Linked DNA regions of Homo sapiens: region 1 is linked to region 2. A link is an interaction called in ENCODE POLR2A ChIA-PET data of the cell type or tissue named here. Cell type or tissue: B cell. All regions are shown on one strand.

Region 1 (8,000 bases), 130 kb before region 2:
GTCAGGTGGAACTTGCTTGGTGTATGAACTTAAAAAGCCTTTCACTTTTCTTAGCCTCTTTCTTCAACTGTAAAATGGGAGCCACATACTGACTTCACAGGCACAGGATTGTTGTAGGATTGTGATGTGCTATGTCCAGAATATAAGTAGGTACACAATAGAAAACTGTTGTTTCTTGTTTCAAATTTCACTTCTAAGTGTCCACAATGATAGCATTTTTTCTCTTTCTGCTTCTGATTTCTCCTGAGGAACTTGAGGCTTCTCTATTGTTTCCCTAAGGAAGGGGGTGAACAGAGAAACTATATATTGTGACATTAGCCTCATAAAAGCAACTGCATCTAGCCAACATCGACAGTATCATTCAACTACTACTTAAGTAGATGCTATGTGCCAGTCTATGTGTTAGCACCAGGATGCAGCAGTGAACAAAACACCCCTCCCACCACCCTCAGTTTACATTTCAGTGGAAGGTGACAGGTAAGTACAACACACAACAGGCCAGACAGTAACAAGTGCCACAGGAAAAATAAGGCAGACAAGGGAAACATAGTGGGGGGCAGAGATTGCTATTCTAAGTAAGGTGACCATGAAAAGCCTTACTTATATATTTGGACAAAGACTTGAAGCAGTCGAGGACTTGAGCCATGCAGTTATTTGGTGAGAGAGTATAAAGTACAAAGACTCCAAGGTGGAAACATCTCTATACAGTGGGGTGAGCAACGGGCAAGACAGATGGTGCAGGAAAGGTAGAGGTAAGCTAGATAACTCAGGGCCTTGTAGGCCACTTTTTAAGAGTCTGGATTTTTACTTACTGAGTCAGAAGCACTGAAGGCGTTTGATCTGACTTACCTTTTATAGGGGTCCTTTTGGTTGCTCTGTTGAGAATAGGTTCAACCAGGCAAAGCAGAAGCAGGGAGGCCAATTTGGAGGTATTTCAAGAATCCAAGATATGACAGTATCTTGAACTACAGTAGTGTGGGATTGAGGATTATTTTATGAAGAGTGCTAACAGATTGGATGTGGAAGTGAAAGAAGTCAAGGATTTTTTTAGCCAAGTGATAGAATGGAGTTGCCATTTACTAAAAGGAAAACACAAACAAAAAAACCAAAACTATGGGAGAAGCAGGTTTCTAGTGGGGGAAGACAGGACATTTTAGCTTTGGCATGTTCAAAGTAAACTTCCAAGCAGGGATGACAAGAAAGGTGGCTGAATGCTCTAGTCTGGAGTCAGGGAAAAGAGCCAGTCCAGAGATATTATAAGTGATTAAGTTGGAGATTGCCTCCAGATAAATGGTTGTCTTATTTTGGAATATAGTAAATAAATGACAGGGTCCAGGAATGCCACTATTTAGGGGAGATCTCACACTAAGGGAGGTTTGCAAAAACAGGACTATCCCCCTGCCCCCCGACAAAAGGTCAAGTTTTAGTTTGAAAACAATAAAAAGCTTCACAAAAGTCTTACCAAGATTTAATGTACATTTATTCTTAACACGTGGAACATATAGTATAAAGATTTCATACTGAATAAATGATATTCATTAAGCCAAAAAAGGAAAAAAAGGAGGAATTTACATCAAGTTTTAGCTACATTGTTGAAATACAAATATGCAGATTTTATCACTGAAAAAATCTCAATTGTGTTTCTTCATCAGAACTTCAACTGAACCTAGAACTTTTTCACACCTCGATTAGAAAGAAAACAAAACAAAACAAAAACCCAGAAAAAAATAAACTATAAGTTGATTGGCTGCTGAGACAGCAAGGACTTTTTACAGAGACCTGTACAGCATCGCACCAAGAGGGGCGATATCTGGCAAGAGATTAAATAGCTGTGTCTCGCTTTGTGCAGGTCACCAACTTGTTAACTCGTCATACTATAAAGGGGTAGCTGGGAGGAGGACCAAACTGTGGGGATCCAAGGGTATGTGCAATGTACAACGTCATATATATACACACGTGGCAGCGTAGCCGCTGCAGCTAAAGGTTAAAACCAGTTCTAAGAGGTGATCTCAGGGTTATTCATACAATCAAGGAGGAGAGAAAGAGGTCAGGGTGTTGTAGGTTCACACATGATACTTTGGGGGAAAAGCCTTTTTTTTTTTTCTCCTCAACGTTTAACTAAAAACATTTTTAAAAACTACAGCTTGCTGCTGACCCAGCGTTTTCTGTTTCCATGTGAGACATTATTATTACAGTATGTTTACAGTATCAGGTGTACAGTACAGTACATGAAAGGGTCTACACTCTACTGCACAGGCCTCTCCAGTGAACAGGGTCTGTTCACAACTGCGAACTTCTTGGCTCCTGCAAGATTGTGAATGTACAACAATAAACCACACACAGTTCAGCAGTCACCTTTTTTGTCCTTCAGAATTTTTTTTTGTATTTTTTTTTTTTTTTTTTACCATTAAAAACAGTTATGAAATGTGGCATCCCGTTGATGCAAGGACTGGGAAAGCCATTTTTATTTTATTTTTTTTCCCCAAACTCACTGTAAACAACAGTAACTTTGGTTAAAATAAAAAAAGTCTTCTATGTAGGCAGAGCTTTGTCTTTTCAAAGAGGGTGGGGTAGGGTCCTGAGGGGAGTAAGGTGAGGACAAGGAACAGAAAGGCGTGAGGTGATGGAGGGAGGGGAGGTGGAAGGAGGAGAGAGAAACAGGAGAGACTTTTTCCCAAGGGAGAAGCTGGACAGCACAGGGTAAACTGGATTCTGAGGTGGTTTTGCATAAATAAAGGGCAACAGTCAGTTTCTAAGTTCTCCACACACGCACACACACACGGGGGGGGGAGGTGTCCCACGGCTGTCATGACTGGCCAATCAAAAACAGTACATCACAAATGACTTGTGAAACCAATGAGTTCATCAACGGTGATACCGAGATGTCCAACAGCCGTGATTCGTACAGAGTAAACTCTGAGTGGTTCTCGTCCACCTTGGCCAAGGCAAGCAGCGCGCGGGCAGCCCGCCGCATCATGTCCACACTAGTTGGCTCAAAGGGTGGGTTCTGCATGTGGAGGAGGCTGGCCTGGCTCTGCTGGAACTGTGTGGCGGCAAGGCTGTCCTCTAGGAAGCCCAGGAGGTTGCCGATACTGCCCTTCTGCACTGCAATGGCACGAGCTGCCAGGCTGTCCCCCTGAGCCAGGTTGGCCAGCAGTACCACAGCCATCTCCCGGCACACCGGGTTCTTTCGGTCACTGAGGAAGCGCACCATAGTGCTATACAACTTCTCCAGGCGGCTGAAGGGGGGTGTGGCCAGAATCAGGTCCACATTGTTGTCCTGGATGCTGAGTTTGCTGAGGGTTTCCAAGACCAGTCTCTGCGGGGAAAGGACGGCATTGGGGCCCAGGGTGGAAAAGGGGTCCTGGGCTTCAGCTGAAGGGCAAACTGCCCAGTGTAGGAGTCCGTCCAGGACAGGCAGGCAAATGCTCTCGGGGTATGGAGATAGGTCCAACTGCCCCGAGATGTTGGCGAGTGTAACCAAGGTGTTTTCCCGGAGCATCTCCAAGCAGTCCCACCACCACTCCACTTTGTTGCAGCTCACCCCTTGGTCCTGTTCCTCCTCCTTTTCATAAGTTAGTGGTGCCTGCTTCCGTTCTGGGTGCTTGTGGTGCAGCAGGATCAGCTTGCCCAGGATGAGCAGCAGCCCTGGGTGTTTGGACATCTCAAAGTCATTGCCTGGCACAAATGACAGGCTTCGAATGGTATTGGACACACAGACGCAGCGCTTGGCAAGAGAATCCTGCCAGTCCAGAAGGGTACACAGTGGGGTCTCATCCTTACTGTGGGGTTCGTCCTCTAGGATCTTGATGTTCCGGTGGCTCTGTGCTGGGCTAATGCCAAATGGAAACTTGCTGCTCTCCTTGATGGCCTCTGAACTCTTAGCTCCATCCTCGGTCAAGGTGCTAGACCGAGTAGACAACATGTCATCCATAGTGGCTGTGATCCGTTTTTCTGGAGGTCCATCAGGTGGGGGCCCCTCCTGGTCTGTTGTCCCTGGTGTACCCTCTGCTGTTGTCACATGCTTCCGAGGGGCTGGTGGGCAGGGTGCGTGAGGCCGGGAAGGCAGCAGCTCTGTCTTGCTCTCGAAGTGGGTCTGGATATGCTCAGTGGTGTCCCCCCCACCAATCCGCCAGTGCAGCAGGCCACTGTCAAACTCCTGCACACGCCCAAGCTTATCTGAGCAGTCCACCACAAATGGATCATTCTTCTGTACGATCTTTACTGGAAGCTTGTCAAACTTACTGATCAGCTTCTCCTCACTATTCTCTGAAGCTGGCTTGTCCTTGCCTGAAAAGGCTATCTCCTCATCATTTTCAACTACTTCCTCTTCTTCTTCCTCTTCTAGTTTAGGACCTAGAAGTTCTTCTTCTTCTTCCCCACCCTCCATGGGAGCTGGACTAGACACCTTGCTGAACCTCCCAGGATCCAGTAGCGTTCTCTGTCCTGGGTCACCCACCTCATACTCCTTTAAAATGCCAAAGATCTCAATCAGGCATCGTCGGAAATATTCTACAAGGAGCTCTAGCAACCCTGGGAGCTAAAAAGAGAAAGAACAGGAAATAAATTAAGGGAGAAAAGTGGCCTAAGAACAGAATTATTGACTTGAGAGACCTCCCCAAGTCTTCTGTATCAGTTGGGAGAGGCAGAGTTGCTCCTTTCCCAAAGGTTCTCCACAGAGCAAATTGTTCATCTTAATCTCTTCTATGCCCAACACAAAGTTCTTTCTTCTGCCCAACCTACCTTCACGTAAGCCTATCTCCAGGAACACTAGCCAACAGCTTTGCACCTCACCCACCAGGGCCAATCATCTCTTAGCCTTCTCTTTTCCCAATTAATCTTCTGCTTTTCTTCACCAGGCCAGTTTTCAACCTGGTGGTCATTGCCATTATCTCTTTTAGGACACTCTCTCCATCTCACTGCCAAGTGGAACCCAAGCTTAGGCATGGTGACTTAAGCTAAGAGAAGAGAATGCCATGTGGGCAGATGTTCATGGCTCTCTTCTCCAAGCTCCCCACAAGTCCAGGGGGCTGGAACTCCATGGATCTTGCAGCATAAGGAGTGGGACGAGGCTTCAGCTCTCCAAACACTGGTCCAAGCTGGTGCTACAGAGACCCAAATTCCACCTTGGATAATATATAGGCCATTTATTTACCTCTAGAAGAAAACACTCCTCTCCAGTCACAATCTTTGGCTGAACAGTAGAGCAGATGGAAAAAAAAATAAGGGCTTTCGAATTAGATCTAGGGGCTGGAAGCAGTGGCTCACACCTGTAATCCCAACACTTTTTTTTTTTTTTGAGATGAAGTCTCACTCTGTCATCCAGGCTGGAGTACAGTGGTGTGATCTCAGTTGGCTGCAGCCTCCGCCTCCTGGGTTCAAGCGATTTTTCTCCTGCCTTAGCCTCCCAAGTAGCTGGGATTACAGGCGCCTGCCACCACATCGGGCTAGTGTGTGAGAGTGTGTGTGTGTGTATTTTTTTTTTTTTTTTTTTGAGACAGAGTCCCGCTCTGTTGCCCAGGCTGGAGTGCAGTGGCACGATCTCAGCTCACTGCAACCTCTGCCTCCTGGGTTCAAAGTGATTCTTCTGCCTCTGCCTCCCAAGTAGCTGGGATTAGAGGTGTGTGCCACCAGGCCCGGCTAATTTTTATATTTTTGGTGGAGATGGAGTTTCACCATATTGGCCAGGATGGTCTTGAACTCCTAACCTCAAGTGATCCACCCACCTTGGCCTCCCAAAGTGCTAGGATTACTGGCGTGAGCCACTGCGCCCAGCCTAATTTTTATAGTTTTAGTAGAGATGGAGTTTCACCATGTTGGCCAGCTGGCCTCAAACTCCTGACCTCAAATGATCCTCCTGCCTCGGCCTCCTGAAGTGCTGGGATTACAGGCGTGAGCCACTGCACCCAGCCAGTAATCCCAACACTTTGGAAGGTTGAAGTGGGAGAATCACTTGAGCCTAGGAGTTTGAGACCAGCCTGGGCAACACAGTGAGACCCTGCCTCTATAAAAAAATAAAGAAGTTATCCGGGGCCTGGAACGGTGGCTCACACCTGTAATCCTAGTACTTTGAGAGGCTGAGGTAGGTCAATCACTTGAGCCCAGGAGTTTGAAATCAGCCTGGGCAACATGGTGAAGCCTCATCTCTCAAAAAAAAAAAAAAAAAAAATTAGCTGAGCATGAGCATGTTTGCACGCACCTGTAGTCCCAGCCACTTGGGAAGCTGAGGTGGGAGGATCACCTGAGCCTCGGAAGTTGAGACTGCAGTGAGCTGTGATTGCACCACTGCACTCTAGCTTGAGTAATGGAGACCCTGTCTCAAAATAAATAAATAGCTGGACATGGTGGCATTTGCCTGTAGTCCCAGCTACTCAGGAGACTGAGGCAAGAGGATCGCTTGAGCCCAGGAGTTTGAGGCTGCAGTGAGCCATGAGGGCACTACTACACTCCAGCCTAGGTGCCAGAGTCTCTTAAAAAAAAAATTCTGGCTTTTCCAGGAAGTAGCTGTATAAAATGATAAAAATTCCTAAACTTTACAGGGTTGTTCTGAGGTGTAAATGGGAGATGTCAAATACCTGGCATATGAAAATTGCTCTATCAAAATTTTTCCTTTCTCATGGTAGGCAATATTATGCAATGGAAATAAAATCAGGCTTAGGAATCAGATAGATTCTACTGACAGCTATGTGAACCTCAACAAGGATAAGACTGAGCCTATTTACTCATCCCTAAATGGCCATACCTCCTACCTCTGAGGGCTGTTGCTAGGATGACATGAAACAAAATATTAAGGACCTGGCACAAAATAAGAGCACGATAAATGGTAACTATTAATAAGTCAGCTCCTTGATATACAGGTTGGTAGGTACTAAAGATGATCAAAAGAAAAAGAGTAGGATGATGCAGCACAAACTCTTTCCAGCACCTCCACTAGTGTGCACATCCTATGGAGGGTGGGTCTGAAGAATCAGCTTTGTAAGAATATTGTAGGGCCGGGCGCGGTTGCTCACGCCTGTAATCCCAGCACTTTGGGAGGCTGAGGCGGCTGGATCACGAGGTCAGGAGATCGAGACCATCCTGGCTAACACGGTGAAACCCCGTCTCTACTAAAAATACAAAAAATTAGCCGAGCGTGGTGGCGGGCGCCTGTAGTCCCAGCTACTTGGGAGGCTGAGGCAGGAGAATGGCATGTACCCAGGAGGCGGAAGTTGCAGTGAGCTGTGATAGCGCCACTGCACTCCAGCCTGGGCGACAGAGAGACTCAGTCAAAAAAAAAAAAAAAAGAATATTGTTAAACAATCAAATCCCCCATCCACTCTACATCTAAGGAAAACTGGGATCAACAAAGGCCCCTACTGTTCAGAGAAGAAAGGGAAAAATGGAAAAAACATACTCTGCTCACTGATAAAAATTTGACCACAGATTCAGGCTGGGCCTGGTGGCTCATGCCTGTAATCCTAGCACTTTGGGAGGATCACTTGAACTCAGGAGTTCATGAACCTCGGCAACATAGTGAGACCTCGTCTCTATTAAAAAAACAAAAAAACACAGATTCTTCTAGAAAATGTGGTGTCCCCACTGGCATCGATTGAATCTGAATTCTTACTAATACCACAAAGTGTCTCCCAAATTCCTTTTGAAGTCAATCCTGTGTTAAGGTTATCATGTAAACAAATTATTATTGCTGTCAAAATCCTGGGCCCGTGCCCAGAGGCAAAGGAAGCAAAGTACTGGCATGGAAGATATCTACAAGAGAGAAAGAGAAAGACCAAGGTGGCTAAAGATGAGACATTCCCATTGTCTACACTAAGAAGATCCCAAACCCTCTCAATCTTCCCCAGGCACTGATACTCACCTGACTGAGGTTGAAGGTCATGATGCTGTTGTCATCATACAGCAGGATGTTGATGGTATCTAATGCCCATGTGCTCTCTGCCAGGAGACCAGACTTGAGGGACATCATTACCCGCCATGCCTCCGGGGTTCCTGAAATAAACCTC
Region 2 (8,000 bases):
CTCATCATGTTTGATCTTGAACTCCTAGGCTCAGCTTCCCAAAGTGCTGGGATTATAGGCATGAGCCACTGTGCCCGACCCCATTAAATGATCTTGATACCCTTGTTGAAAATCATTTAATCATATACTTGAGAGTTTATTTCTGGGCTCTCTATTCTATTCCATTGGTCACATCTGTCTTTATGCAGAATAGACTTTTAAAGATACCATTTTAAACTATTTGGGTTATCAAATCATTCAGTACTAGAAAAAATGTGGGGAGATGAGAATTCTCACACATTGCTGGGGGAAATAAAAATTGCTATCTCCTTCTGGAAAGTACTGTGGTAATATCTTTAAAAATGTAACACATAATTTTAATGCAGCAATTTCACTTTTGGGAATCTTTTCTATAGATATAAAAACACCAAGGGAGGGAGGGGAGGCAAAAAAAATTAAACATCAATACGTAAGACTATGCATACAAATATATTTATTGTGGCATCCTTTTTTTTTTCTTTTCTGAGACAGGGTCTCACTCTGTTGCTTAAGCTGGAGGGCAGTGGCATTGTAGCCCACTTTTTTTTTAGAGACAGGGTCTTGCTCTGTTGCCCAGGCTGGTCTCGATCTTCTGGCCTCAAGCAATTCCTCCTGCCTCAGACTCCCAAAGTGCTAAGATTACAGGTGTGAGCCACTGTGCCCAGCTTCTTGTGGCATCCTTTGTAGTGGGAAGAGGCTGAACCGGAAAACAGTCGAGTACCTACTCTCTCTCCATCTTTCTTTCCCTGGAGTCACATGCATTTTAATCTCTGTTTCTTTTTGTATTTCTTCCTGAACTTGTAGGTGGACCAACAATATCAGTAGGCTGATTCTCTTTGATCTTTACATATTTCAGTGCTCACTACTGTCTCAAGCTAGAGTTTCTATTTTGTTCACTTATAAATCTACTATTAATATATTTATATTTATTTTTATTTTTAGAGAAGGAGTTTCACTCTTGTTGCCCAGGCTGGAGTGCAATGGCGTGATCTCGGCTCACTGCAACCTCTGCCTCCCAGGTTCAAGTGATTCTCCTGCCTCAGCCTCACAAGTAGCTGGGGTTACAGGCACCTGCCACCACACCCGGCTAATTTTTTGTATTTTTAGTAGAGATGGGGTTTCACCATGTTGGCCAAGCTGGTCTTGAACTCCTGACCTCAGATGATCCACCTGCCTTGGCTTCCCCAAGTGCTGGGATTACAGGCATGAGCCACTGCGCTCAGCCAATATATTCCTTTTTAATTTCAGTTTTTATAATTCCAGTTCTCTGCCAAATCTTTCAAGTTTGGCTTTGATCTCCTTAAACATAGTACACAGAGTTGTTTATAGTCCGTATCTAGTCATTGCAGAATATGGAATCCCTGTGGGTCTGTTTCTATTATCTGTTATTTGTCCTCCTTATTTCTGGTATTTTGTCTCCTTGTGTGCCTGGTTGTCTTTTTGTTTAAGCTATTTTGATTCTTGTTCCTAGAAACCTGGTTATTCTTGTACTGAACATTGTATTTGAAAGAAAATTATAGGCTGGGTGCGGTGGCTTGTGCCTGTAATCTCAGCACTTTGGGAAGCCAAGGCGGGCGGATCACTTGAGGCCAGGAGTTTGAGACCAGCCTGGCCAACACAGTGAAACCTTGACTCTACTAAAAATACAAAAACTAGCCGGGCGTGGTGCACACACCCGTAATCCCAGCTACTCAGGAGGCTGAGAGGCAGAAGAATCATTTGAACCCAGGAGGCGAAGGTTGTAGTGAGCTGAGATCGTGCCACTGTTCTCCAGCCTGAATGACTGTGTCTCAAAAACAAACAAAAAAGAAGGAAGGAAGGAAGGAAGGAAGGAAGGAAGGAAGGAGAAATAGGAAGGAAGGGAAAGAAAGAAAATTACAGAAACAATTGAGGCCTGGGATGATGTTATTTTTTCTCCAAAGTGGATTTGGTTTTACTCTTGCCACTAGCAATTAGGGGCAACTTAATGTAAGTTCAGGCCTTGAGATTTTTCTGGGCCACTTAGATGATTTGAATTCAGTCTGCAGTCTACATGAGAGTTACTTTACTTGTACTCCCTTATACCTACAATGCAGGGTTTTAAAGTCCTAGGCCAAATCCGAGGGTGATATAGAAGGGCTGCCACCCTTTATTAGTCCTGGACTCCAACTTTTGTCCCCATGGGCTCTTAAGGCTGCCAAACATACATCTTAGCTTTCTAATTACTTGTTCTGCATCAGCAAATGCCTCAGACAAAGCATCGAGTGCTAGCTCCTCACTTCAAATTCCTTACCAATCCAAAATCTTGGCCCAGTTAATTCCTCACTATTTCGTTAGTTATGATATACTTTTAGAGGATGCATTTTATTTTTCATCCAGCTGATTAGCTGTATTCAGTAGGAGGGCTGGCTGAAATTACATTGTATGCCATTAACAACAATGAAAGTCTATACAGTTTACTTTATTCCTGAATGATAAAAATCTCGTTAGCTCTAGTCAAGGGCTCATTCCTGATTTTGTGGCCAGGACTACAGAGCCATTCAATATATAGGGTATCCACTATGTATTGACTTTGGGAAGGGCAGGTTGCTAAGAAGGGGATGCAAGTATAGGAGAAATGACTGGCATCTCTTATATACCAAATTACATTCTCTTCTCTAAATATACCCTCCTATATCATATTCCAGTGCTTTTTCATATGCTATCCCTTCAGCCAGAATTTCTTCCCATCCTGTTCACCGGGTAAACGCCTGTTCCTTTTTGAAGACTTAGCTCAAGTATTGCAACTTCATCTCAAAAACAAACAGGCTGGGTACAGTGGCTCACACCTGTAATCCCAGCACTTTGGGAGGCTGAAGCAGGCGGAACACTTGAAGTCAGGAGTTCGAGACCAGCCTGAGCAACGTGGTGAAACCCCGTCTCTATTAAAAATGCAAAAATTAGCTGGGCATGGTGGCAAGTGCCTATAATCCCAGCTACTGGGGAGGCTGAGGCAGGAGAATCGCTTGAACCCAGGAGGTGGAGGTTGCAGTAAGCCAAGAATGTGCCACTGCACTCCAGTCTGGGTAACAGAGCGAGACATCATTGCAAAACAACAACAACAACAACAACAACAACAACAACAACAACAAAAAACCAGACAACTCTTCATCTGTATGCCCTTTGAAACTTGCATAAAGCTTTTCATAGCGGTTATTTTATCCTTCAGGATCGGAACTATTTTTTCACCTATGTGACCTGAGATTTTGCCAGGCACACTCAACAAATACTTGGTGAATTAATAAATGAATGAATGAGAGGGAAGAACACTAGATTAGTTTTATGAGACAATTTCCAAGTTTCTTCAGATCTTATGTTCCATGATTCTATGAAATTCAAGCTCAAAAAATAACTTAATTCACTGGTTTGTCATTCACTGGACCTTAATACTTACAAAAAATAGTTCCTCTTCCTTCTAAGAATAAATAAACAGGTGTGTAGGCTTGATGCGGTGGCTCACTCCTGTAATTCCAGCACTTTGGGAGGCTGAGGCAGGTGGATGACCTGAGGTCAGGAGTTCGAGACCAGCCTGGCCAACATGGTGAAACCTCGTCCCTACTAAAAATACAAAAATTAGTCAGGCATGGTGGCGGCTGCCTGTAATCCCAGCTACTGGGGAGGCTGAGGCAGGAGAATTGCTTGAACCCAGGAGTCAGAGGTTGCGGTGAGCCGAGATTGCACCATTGCACTCCTGCCTGGGCGACAGAGCAAGACTCCATCTCAACAATAAATAAATAATTAAATTAAATTAAATTAACAGGTACGTTTTGAGAAAGAACTGACAATGATATAATTTAGAGGCAATTTCCTAATGTCTTTTACTCTACTAGACTTGGCACTCTCAGATTCTGAACGAGTCATCAAACACATTAGTTAGCTTTATGGCTACTTCACACTTTTCCCATCTCCCTCTCCATCCTTACAAATTCCTATTTTTTTTCTTCTCACATTTTCATCCCTTTTAATTTTCTTTTTTCTCTCTCTCTCTCTTTTTCTTTCTTTCTTTATTTTATTTATTTATTTTTTTTAGACAGGGTCCTGCTCTGTTACCCAGGCTGGAGTGCAGTGGTGCGATCTCGGCTCACTGCAACTTCCGTCACCGGGCTCAAGCGATTCTCCTGCCTCAGCTTTTTGAGTAGCTGGGACTACAGGTGTGTGCCACCACTCCCGGCTAAGTTTTGTATATTTAGTAGAGACGGGATTTCACCATGTTGGCCCTGCTGGTCTTGAACTCCTGACCTCAGGTGATCTGCCCGCCTCGGCATCACAAAGTGCTGGGATTACAGGCATGAGCCACCGGGCCCGGCCTTCCCTTCTAACTTTCTATATTTTCTTCCATACAAATAATATTTATTATTATTATTATTATTTTTAGACGAACTCACCCTCTTGTCCCCCAGGCTGGAGTGCGATGGTGTGATCTCAGCTCACTGCAATCTCTGCCTCTTGGGCTCAAGCGATTCTCCTGCCTCAGCCTCCCAAGTAGCTGGGATTACAGGCACCTGCCTCCACGCCCAGCTAGTTTTTGTATTTTTAGTAGAGATGGGGTTTCACTGTGTTGGCCAGGTTAGTCTTGAATTCCTGACCTTGTGATCCACCTGCTTTGGCCTCCCAAAGTGCTATGATTACAAGTGTGAGCCACCGCACCCCCCACCATAAAAACTTCTTAATAAATTGGCCAGGATGATCTTGTTCTTCTCTTCTAGCCATCTGTTAACATTCTACTACCAGTGTTTCCTGAGCCAACCATATTCCTTGAAATAATGCTAGGTGTTCAGGGTGAAGTAAATTTAGTAAATACTGCATATTATATCCCTCTCTTGGATATAGTCATAATTCATATTAGTATAATAAAGGCCCTCAGAAGGTCTACAGTGAAAGAAATCTGCTTAATTTTGTTTAGCTTATTGTACTTAGTAAATACCTTTTTTTTTTTTTCTGAGATGGAGTCTGGCTGTGTTGCTCAGGCTGTAGTGCAGTGGTGCGATCTTGGCTCACTGCAACCTCTGCCTCCCAGGATCAAGTGATTCTCCTGCCTCAGCCTCCTGAGTAGCTGGGATTACAGGTGCGCACCACTATGCCCGGCTAATTTTTGTATTTTTAGTAGAGGCAGGGTTTTACCATGTTGGTCAGGCTGGTCTTGAACTCCTGACCTCGTGATCTGCCCATCTCGGCCTCCCAAAGTGCTGGGATTACAGGCGTGAGCCACCATGCCTGGTCTATACTTAGTAAATACTTTCTAAGTGGCAAGTTGCAATTCAAATGTCACTTTTTACATGAATCTTTTTTTTTTTTTTTTGAGACGGAGTCTTGCTGTCGCCCAGGCTGGAGTGCCGTGGCGCCATCTCGGCTCACTGCAACTCCGGCCTCCCAGGTTCACGCGATTCTCTTGCTTCAGCCTCCTGAGTAGCTAGGATTATAGACACCCACCACCATGCTTGGCTAGTTTTTTTGTATTTTTAGTAGAGACAGAGTTTCACCATGTTGGCCAGGCTGACCTCAAGTGACTTGCCTACCTCGGCCTCCCAAAGTGCTAGGATTATAGGCATGAGCCACCGTGCCCGGAATGAATCCTTTCATGACTCCCAGAGGCAGAATTCAACGTATCTACCACTGAATTCACATAGCTCAGAGTTACATTATAAAGTGCTATAAAAATAATGGTTTCTGATCAGGCATGATGGCTCACACCTGAAATCCCAGCACTCTGGGAGGAGTTTGAGACCAGCTTGGGCAACCTTGTCTCTACAAAAGAAAAAAAATTTAATTAAAAAATTAGCTGAGCGTAGTGGCGTGCACCTGTAGTCCCACCTACTGGGGAGGCTGAGGTGGGAGGACTGCTTGAGCCCGGGAGGTTGAGGCTGCAGTGAGCCATGATCACGCCACTGTACTCTAGCCTGTGTAACAGAATGAGAGTCTGTCTCAAAGAAAAAAAAAATAGTTTTCGTTAATATTGTGGTGTAATATTTTTATAGCAAACAACAGAAAAATCATCTTGAAATATCTCTTTTTTTTTTTTTTTGAGACGGAGTTTCTCTGTCGCCCAGGTTGGAGTGCAGTGGCGCGATCTCGGCTCTCTGCAGGCTCCGCCCCCCGGGGTTCACGCCATTCTCCTGCCTCAGCCTCTGGAGTAGCTGGGACTACAGGCGCCCACCACCTCGCCCGGCTGATTTTTTGTATTTTTAGTAGAGACGGGGTTTCACCGTGTTAGCCAGGATGGTCTCGATCTCCTGACCTCGTGATCCACCCGCCTCGGCCTCCCAAAGTGCTGGGATTACAGGCGTGAGCCACTGCGCCCGGCCTCGAAATATCTTAAACAATTAAGGGAATTTAGTCATCAGCTGAAAATTCAGGCAAAGCTTTGTCCTCAGTGTTAAGGCTCAATGATGTTACCAAAGACCTGGTTTCTTTCCATTTCTCCTTCTGAAATATTTGATATCCCTAAATTTGTGTGTGTGTGTGTGTGTGTGTGTGTGTGTGTGTGTGTGTGTGTGTGTGTGTGTTGGAGACAGAGTCTCCCGCTGTCGCCCAGGCTGGAGTGCAATGGCGCAATCTCAGCTCACTGCAACATCCGCCTTCGGCGTTCAAGCAATTCTTCTGCCTCAGCCTCCTGAGTAGCTGGGATTACAGGCACCCACCCCGCACCCAGCTAATTTCTGTATTTTTAGTAGAGACAAGTTTTCACCATGTTGGCCAGGCTGGTTTCGAACTCTTGACTTCAGGTGATCCACCTGTCTCGGCCTCCCAAAGTGCTGGGATTACAGGCGTGAGCCACCACGCCCGGCGCCTAAATTTGTTCTTTTGTGACGTCAGTATGGTTACAGCAGCTTCTAGAAGGGCTATCTGTGTTTTCTTCACCTCAAATAGGAAGATAATATCTCTCAAGGAAACTCCTTCAGAATAACAAGAAAGTATGCTTTCCAGAAGCCCCAGCAAAGGTCTTTTTATATCTCACTGGCCTGAATTAAGGTCACCTGTTCATCACTGATCTAGTCAATGTCTATGGGGATAAGCGTGTGCCGGGCTTAAGCCAAGTTACCCCTGGATGTAAGAGTGGAGTCAGCTTCCTTATGTGGTTACACATAAGAGAATACGCATCCTGTTACTAAGAGGAAAGAGAAAGACTGTTGGGCAGTCAAAACCAACAAAAATTCACTGCATGATGCTGACCACATTCAACTACTTCTGTATTAATACTTTGGTTAGTACACTAATGAAAATTTCTGTATAAATTAATATTCACACAAAAACTTGTACATGAACATTCATGGCATCAATATTTTTTGTTTGTGTGTCCATTTTTTAACTCAAAGACTTTGTTTTATTACAGTGCATAGACTGGGATCGATGGGAAGATGTAGATGTCGTGGGCAACCATGGTTAGCATCGTTAGCCCATCCCCATCGTCATGAATGTATCAAAGATGCCTCTACTCTGCATCATGGTTTTCCCAATGCCGCCCATCACCTCCTGATCCTGCATCCCAATCCTGAGACAGAGGGTGCTGAGGAGCACCGTGGCCACCATGGCCACTGTTCAACCCATTATCAAAGCCTATCTCCATGCAGTCAAAGCAGCCTGGCTGAGACTGTCCCTAGGGACCCACAACCACTGGCATCTCGCTCTCAGCCTTGGTCGCTCAGCTCTCCATAGCATTGAATTCATAATAGCCAAAAAGTGGAAACAATTCTAGGGTCCATCAGCTGATGGATAAACAAAATGTGACATAGCCACAAAATGGAATATTATTCAGCAATAAAAACGAGTGAAATACTGATACCTGCTATAACATGCATGGAACTGAAAACATTATGCTAAGTGAAAGAAGCCAGTCACACCAGGCCACAAATTGTGTGACTTATTTTATATAAAATATGTACAAAGTAGATTAGTGATCACCAGAGGCTAAAGGAATAGGGTTTAGGGCATGACTGCTAATGAGTAGAGGGTTTTCTTTGGGGGTG

Evidence for each region. Peaks named below come from ENCODE experiments on the same cell type or tissue, not always from the same donor. Only the 100,000 strongest peaks of a DNase experiment are listed, where the experiment ranks them.
Region 1: POLR2A ChIA-PET joins it to region 2 with 7 read pairs; 4 of 35 experiments call an interaction of 5 or more read pairs at or near these places.

Annotation. Positions count from the first base shown.
Region 1 is chr1:26,775,563-26,783,562 of GRCh38, reverse strand. It overlaps ARID1A (AT-rich interaction domain 1A), which reads right to left. Exons shown (of 20, transcript NM_006015.6): 19 at 7,856-7,986; 20 at 1,459-4,540. The coding sequence ends at 2,807. Among named protein-coding and RNA genes, the nearest start is that of PIGV, 8.4 kb to the left of the region's middle. In B cell, no CTCF peak of the experiment used is centred here; no DNase peak of the experiment used is centred here; H3K27ac peaks cover 2,027 bases.
Region 2 is chr1:26,647,100-26,655,099 of GRCh38, reverse strand. No RefSeq gene overlaps it. Among named protein-coding and RNA genes, the nearest start is that of ARID1A, 45 kb to the left of the region's middle. In B cell, no CTCF peak of the experiment used is centred here; no DNase peak of the experiment used is centred here.